Regions from separate parts of the Homo sapiens genome. Here region 1 is linked to region 2. The links are chromatin contacts, found by Hi-C or POLR2A ChIA-PET in ENCODE. All regions are on one chromosome and are shown on one strand. The core of a region is the stretch at or near the end of the contact, and the rest is flanking DNA. Distances in the headings are between cores, read along the strand shown. Region 1 holds the start of MTIF3 (mitochondrial translational initiation factor 3). Region 2 overlaps SPATA13 (spermatogenesis associated 13).

The links. A loop is a pair of places that touch in the nucleus more often than their neighbours do. ChIA-PET counts read pairs that join two places held with the same protein, here RNA polymerase II (POLR2A). Pooled maps may share reads with other maps.
Region 1: a loop to region 2 is called in a pooled map, with 5 times the contacts of the local background. The contact joins the promoter of MTIF3 here to the enhancer-like site in region 2. A Hi-C loop is called at or near these places in 1 of 168 maps with a recorded cell type or tissue (CD8-positive, alpha-beta T cell) and 6 of 50 pooled maps. POLR2A ChIA-PET finds 5 or more read pairs at or near these places in 1 of 52 experiments (B cell).

The regions. Positions count from the first base shown.
Region 1 is chr13:27,448,334-27,451,878 of GRCh38, forward strand. It overlaps MTIF3 (mitochondrial translational initiation factor 3), which reads right to left and starts at 2,231. Exons shown (of 5, transcript NM_152912.5): 1 at 2,176-2,231. RefSeq lists enhancers at 1,468-2,382, 2,226-2,585, 2,606-2,665.
Region 2 is chr13:24,273,147-24,276,982 of GRCh38, forward strand. The region is part of intron 4 of SPATA13 (spermatogenesis associated 13); the gene reads left to right. Among named protein-coding and RNA genes, the nearest start is that of SPATA13-AS1, 21 kb to the left of the region's middle. RefSeq lists enhancers at 1,475-1,764, 2,065-2,124. Within about 2 kb of position 1,530, at least 18 of the 41 ENCODE cell types and tissues checked have a DNase peak (open chromatin) inside an H3K27ac peak, as active enhancers do; they include B cell and CD8-positive, alpha-beta T cell, where a contact is called at or near this core.

The sequences.
Region 1 (3,545 bases), core at 981-3,480, 3.2 Mb after region 2:
ACTAAATATTTGTGAAATTAATTTTGCCAATTCTCATGACTCTAAGAACTCTTTTACACCTTCCAAAGAAGTTTCATAAAGTCCTTGCTTCTGCCTGCAAACTGTCCCAGTTGCCCCATTCTGGCCTGAGCAGTGCAGCCTTAATCCCAGAGGGCCTGCGCTACCGTTACTGGGCCTTCATGCTCCCCTCCCTTGGCTCTGGTTTTGCTCTTCCATAGGGAGCACAAAGTGTACTCTCCATAATGAGGCTGAGCTGTTTACGTGCTAGAACTCCCATTTAGAACACTGGAAAAAGCCAACATTATATCTTTGGCCAACTATTTAACCTTATTTCTTTAGCTATTAAATTGAAATAATAACCATATGTTTTAAAAAGCTTTTAAACCCAGAGCTAAAGACTCTGTATTAAAAACTGGACTTACGGCCGGGCACGGTGGCTCACGCCTGTAATCCCAGCACTTTGGGGAGGCTGAGGAAGGCAGATCACTTGAGGTCAGAAGTTCAAGACCAGCCTGGCCGACATGGTGAAACCCCATCTCTACTAAAAATACAAAAAAACTAGCCGGGCCTGGTGGCGTGAGCCTGTATTCCCAGCTACTTGGGAGGCTGAGGCAGGAGAATCACTTGAACCCGGGAAGCAGAGGTTGCAATGAGCTGAGATCGTGCACCGCACTCCAGCCTAAGCATCCAGCCTAGGCAACAGGGTGAGACTCTCAAAAAAAATTTTTTTTTAACTTATTCTCCTATGTTAATCCTATGTTAGTCTTCTTCCAGAACTCTAGTGATGGGATCACTACCCATCCACAACCTCCAGTCACCTCCAAGACACCTTTGACGCCTCCACTTTCCCAGTCAACCCAACACCAAGCCTCATCGACTTCATTTCCTAAACCCCACTCGAATCCATCCAGTCCTCTCCGTATCCACTGTCACCACCGTCAGTTTAAAACATCGACCACCTCGTTTGGATTCCTGCCAGTCTCCTAACTCGGCTTGAGCCCTGGCAACCAGTTCCCACTGCACTGCGGTCACTACACCCAGGACCTTCCTCACCTTAAATAAAACTGCCCCGAGATTAAAGATCTACACCTTCGCCAGGCCAAAAGGCCCTTCCCACCTCTCCAGTTTCTTCTTTATGCCTAGGCCACACTGGCCATTCGGTTTTTGAAATACAGTACTCTCGTCCTTGGTTTAGGAAACGCCAGATCCTTAGCGCATTCTTCTGATTACCTTCCAAACTAAGCCAGTTCTCCCATCCCTCCCCCAATTTACTGAGCTTAACACTGAATGCTTCTACAGTCCAGTTGACCTTTCCTTTAAAACATTCATTACAATTACAGTTTTGTGATGATCTTAGCACTGCTGTTCTCCATCACTAGACCGTAAACTCTACGAAGCAGGAACAAAATGGACTTATTCGTTACTGTGTTGTGCCTGACAGAATGAATAGTAGTCGATTTTCAGATTCTTCTCTCCATCCTCTACTTTTCTAAGACTTAGGCCTTTCACAACACGTACTTGAAACTGAGACTTCTCAGTAAGAGAACTTCGTTTACTTGGTTCAAGTCTTAAGCCACGGAGCCCACTAAATGACAAATGAGAAAAAAAATCCCAGTCACTTCGCGACCTTCCCCCATAAGGCCTCCTCCCGCAACAGCAGGCAGCAAGAACAACGCATTTGTCCAGCATGTCCTGCGCAGGCGCCCTTCGCCTGGCTCGCTCTGCCCCACCTGTGCCAGGCAGTAAGCCGCAAGAGCACTTCCGGGAGCCCCCGACCCGGTTGTTGGTAAGTCGGCGGCGACGCCCACCTGCAGAACGGGACCGGCGGAGCGCCAGGGCTAGAGACGGGACGTAGCGACGTACTGCGTGCGTGCGTGCGCACAAACGAGGGCGCGCATGTCGGGACGGAACTAGAAAAGCTCAGTGGGGCTGGCGGCAACTCTAGGTCTAACATCCCTCGGAAGTTCGTGCAGCGGCCTCGCTGAAAATGGCTTTACAGCCCGGCAGAACCCTCCGACTCCGCAGCAGGACCTGCGGAGCCTCTCCGCCCTCGGTACCGGCGGGACGGGGTAGCCCTGACCTTCCGGGTGCCTCCTCCACAGGGGCGCCCCCTAAGGCCACGCCCTCCCGATGCCGGTCCGCGCACCGCTCCGCACGCCTCATATTTAGCATTACCTGTGCTGGGGCAAGCGATTGACATACTGTAGCGGACGCAAGTACAGCGGATCTGCGGCGAGTCCCCTTCGCTCTCCGTAGTGGGCGGGGCTTCACCCCGCGTCCTTTAAAGGAAAGGTGATGGGCGGAGCCACGTTTTTCTACTGTTGGGATTCAGTTCCGCCGACAGAAAATGCGGAGAACGCGGAGGAAGTCCCTGAGGGGAAATTGCTGCTCACCTGGCTCCCGCTGCTCCGCAGGTGCGGTGAAGGCTAATGTCGAATTTCTGCAGCAATCGGAGCAGCCCTTACTCCAGTTACATTAACACCAATCTCGGTCTCCCACTAGGGCTTTATAAATTGCTTTCATAAACGTCTTTTTAATGTAACACTGAATAAAATGTTTTATAAGCGTCTTTTATAAGGATCGTAAGTGAAAGGGCGCTGTCTCCGATTTGCAGGTGAGCAGACAGCTTCGGAGTGAGAACGGCTCCCCGCGGGTCCCCGGTGGCGCGCGGCTCCCGGAGGCAAAACAAAGCTGGGGCCGGGGCGTCGGAGCCTCCGCGTTGTAGTTGGGAGAGGTTCGAACGGGGCCCCAGCTGGCGAAAGGGAAAACGGACCCGGACCCGGACCCGTGGAGCCTGCTCGAAAGCCGGGTGCTGGGGGTCTGGGCCCCGTGTCCCCCCTCTTTTTCTTCTTCAATAAGAAATTCCTCAAGGGCAGACTGCGAGTCCACAGTCGTGAAGCCACCTAATCTGGCTTCATACCTGGAATGTTTGGATTCCTGGTACGAAGAAAAACTAACATTTATTGGCTACTTGTCCACTGGAAGGCGTTGTCTTATTTCTCATTAACTCCTTGAGTCAGCATTACGTCTTTTATTACAGATGACACAACTACTAAAGCTTTAAATAGTTCTTTGGGAGCAAAGACGAAATCTCCATTTCCTTTTTAGCTGCTGGTAGCTCGACGCTCACTGTTAAAATAGGGAGGTAATGAAACAACTCTTGTGTGAGACCGAAAGTCCAGGTGTGCATCTTGGCCATTTCCAAGTTAATCAAGAAGAATTAAGGATTCATTTTATTCTATCAAAATTATTTCTCAATGCCAAGATATTTTGTGTGACGTAGATTCGGGGACAGACTGAGTAGCACAATACCTGGGAAAAGTTAGGTGCTCAGCAATTATAATTGCCCACATTTGTGATTGCTTTTGCCTATGTGCCAGACACTGTTCTACGCACTGAACATATCTCAAGTTATTCAATCTTCAGGACAACCTTATGAGCCAATTATTATTATTACCCATTTTACAGATGAGGGAACTGAAACAAATTTGCCCAAGGTCGCACAACTAGTAGCAGAATCAAGAATAAAAAAGCCAAAAAACCCC
Region 2 (3,836 bases), core at 280-2,779:
AAGAGCTCACCGCAAGATACAAAGAAGCCCAGAGCCAACGACGCCCCAGCTCTGAACTGGAGACGGGACAGAGGCTGAGTTTTGAGAGCAGGAGGGAGTGGAGCTGCTGGCTTGGTTGTGGGGTCTGGAGCCAATGGGGTGTTGGCTGCCCAGGGTGCAGGGCCCTAAGTTGAATACTGATGTGAAGCTATACATTAAGAGAATGATTCTTCAAAGCTCCTTAGACATTAATAACAGATTATTAGTGAGAGTTAATATGTCAGTTTCTAGGATTCCTTTTGATCTTATTGTTGTCCACATGTTTAAAAGATTGAAAAATACTATTTGTGAAGAATGGCTTGAAAGTCTAGATTAGATATACTAGTGACTTTTCCAACACTAACAGTTTACATTCTGGAACATGAAACATATTTCATACTTTAATTCAGTCACCCAACACTGACTATTAAGCATGTTCCTTGTCCTTGAGAAAGTCATAGCTAGGATAAGAGTAGGGACAGGATATAAAGGGACAGATATAAACTTAATAATAACTATAATGTAAATGCGATACATATTTTAAAAGAGGTTAGTCTAACATGTTTATAGAACATCAAAGGCAGATATTGTTATGGCAGAGGATCAGGGAACTGAAAAATAAGTCATGGAACCGTCACCAAGCAATGATGGTTACAACTTTTGTTTGTTGTTTGGTTGGTTTTTGTTTCCTTAAGTTTATTTTTAAATAGAGATGGGATCTTGCTATGTTGCCCAGGCTGGTCTTGAACTCCTGGCCTCAAGCAATCCTCCTGCCTCAGCCTCCTAAAGTGCTGAGATTACAGGCATGAGCCACTGCGCCCGGCCAATGGTTAAACTTTTGAGGGATGAGCCAGAATTTGATGGGCTGTTTTGGGTGGGAAAGTTGCTCCAGGCGGAGAGGTCAGCGTGGACGGATGGAAGGATTTTGTCCTATTCGTTGGAATAAGGAACATTCAGTGGTACACATTGGCTAACGCAGAGGTTTCCAGCCAATGCAATCAGAATCCATTGCCTGCAACTTGTGGCTTGCTGCATGGACAGGCAACAAAAGGCATATGTCCTAGAACAACCTGAGCATGTGGTGTGGTTTAAGTAAGCTTAACCTGAAGGTCCAGTGGTTCCCAAATTTTTCCAGGTGTCAGAATCATTTGAGGAGCTTTTCAAAATAAATTCTCAGCCAACATCCTTCCCCACTACCACCACCCAACCTGACTCAGTGGCCCAGGGCAGGGGAGGATCTTTATTTTTCTAAACATTTTCCATGTGATTAGATGCCACAGGCCCTGGGTGTTTGGGAACCACTGAAGGGGGATGGACCCTGGAAATTGTGCATCATGTTTTGACGTTGTCAGTTCCTGTGACCCAGCTCTTTCCCTCTGTGTGCATCTCCGTGGCCTGAGCTCTTGGGGTTCACCCATAGTTTCAGCCCACAGAGCAGCAGCCCGTGACAGCTGCTCCCAGCTGTGAACACGAGCTGCCCGCCTGGGCTTGCCATTTCTGTTTTTAAGATGGGAAGTCAGAATGGCTTATCTCAACTCTGAGGAAGTCTGAGCCATCAGCAAGAGGTTTTCTCAAATACATGATTTTAGCAGATTATTTTAAGGGTGGGGGAATTTCCCTGAAGTCAAGGGAGGGGAAATTCCCCACCAAGGAGTGATGCTGGGTGGGAGATGCTGGTCGGGAACCAGCTGCTCATTAGCTAGGCAGTGTTGGAGAGTGCCTCATGAAAATAGCTAAATCTATGTCTCCTTGTTGTCAAGTGCCTGATGTTTAAGGGCTGTGTTAGATCTCACCTCCCTTTCATTTAACAGAACACCTCAACCTCCACCCTGTTATCACACCCTCACCAGGACTACCCTCCCCCACTTATCAGTCAGGGGCTTTTTTTTTCCTGATGTCTTCTCTAACTGTATTTGTAACAATCCTTCCAATTTAAAAAAATGACACCTCCTCTATGGCTACCACATTGTTCTCTGTAGTAGTTCCTAAAGCTAAAAGTGGCCAGGGCTGAAAATGGGGACTGGGGCATTCTACTCACTGACAGCTGCAGCCAGGAGGAAAGCAGAGAGGGGGAGGAAAATGAGACATTTGTGTAAGGGATGGACTGGGGAAGGACCAATGCAGCCCCAGGAATCAGGGGCCCCCAGAGGGCAGTGTTTCTAGGAGTGATGGTTAACCATGGTTATTGAACAAGAGCATTATAAATTCACTTTATTACATTTTTGGAATTGATAGTACTCTGTGGAACAGATGTGTTCTCTTGGAATTGTCCCCAGTCAGAGAGGCGCTGATGGTCAGCACGCAGTTTTGATGACCAAGGGTGTGCTCCTTCTACCTGACTGAAGCTGCGGGAAGTGTTGTAGAAAGAGCCTGCTCTGTCTGCTCTCATATTGATTGTATGTAGGCATTTGGGGTTTTAAAACTGATTTCAATTTGGAGCAGTCTTTGCTTCTTGTTTACAAGATCGTTTCCAAAAATGGCTTTTTGGGCAAGGTGCAGTGGCTCACGCCTGTAATCCCAGCACTTTGGGAAGCCAAGGCAGGTGGATCACCTGAGGTCAGGAGTTTGAGACCAGCCTGGCCAACATGGCGAAACCCCATCTCTACTAAAAATACAAAAATTAGCTGGATGTGATGGCACGCACCTGTAATCTCAGCTACTCGGTAGTCTTAGGCAGGAGAATCTCTGGAACCCTGGAGGCAAAGGCTGCAGTGAGCTGAGATCGCGCCACAGCACTCCAGCCTGGGCGACAGAGCAAGACCTTGTCCCTCACCCCTCCCCCAAAAAATGTTTTTTCCACACCAATTTTTTCAACAAAAGAAACTACGGTTGGTGAGAATGTGGAGAAATTGGAACTGTTGCGCACTGTTGGTGGGAATGTGAAATGATGCAGCCATGTGGAAAACAGTATGGAGAGTCCTCCAAAAATTAAAACTAGAACTACCATTTGATCAAGTATGCTAAAGAGTTGTAAGCAGGGTCTCAAAAAGATAGTAGCACATTACTCACAATAGCCAAGTAGTAAAAGGAGCCCAAATGTTCACCCACAAACAGGTAAACAGAATGTGGTGTGTATACTCACAATGGAATATTTTTGGTTTTTTCCTTTTTTAAAAATCAATGGAAGTGCTAACCAAACAATGGAATATTATATAGTGTTTAAAAAGAAGGAAGTTCTAACACTTGGTACACATGAATGGATGTCAAGGACATTATGCTTAGTGAAATGAACCAGCCATAAAAGGACATATACTGTATGATCCCATTCATATGAAGTATCTAAAGTAGTCAACATCATAGAAACAGAAAGTGGAAAGGTGGTTGCCAAGGAACAGGAGAGGAAGAAGAGGAAGTTGGTGTTTAATATGTGTGGCCGTTCTGCAAGATGAAAAAGTTCTGTCGTACAAGAGTGTGAATATACTTGACACTGCTGAACTGGAACTGTGTGCTTAAAAAGGGTTAAGATGGTAAAAGAAAGGAAGAAAGAAACAATAAAATTTACTTTTTAATTATTATAATACATTCATTTCTCCTGATTTTGGTGACATACATTTTGAGAATTTATAATAGCTTTACAGCGTCAAAATTCCCTTAGATAAGAAGTCATCATTATTAACTTTCATCTGTAGTTGAGGTTCAAAGCCTATTGAAGTTAGTGAGGAATGGAACATGTAGAGGTGAAGAAGGCAGCAGCACCGGCCTGTGGGTCTGGCCATTGTGAGGAACTCTGCCCAGCAGAGCTGGCATTGACACGCTGTGGACTACTACATCTAAGATTTTTCAGCTGAACTGCAAATTGCTATTTCCCCATCAGCAAT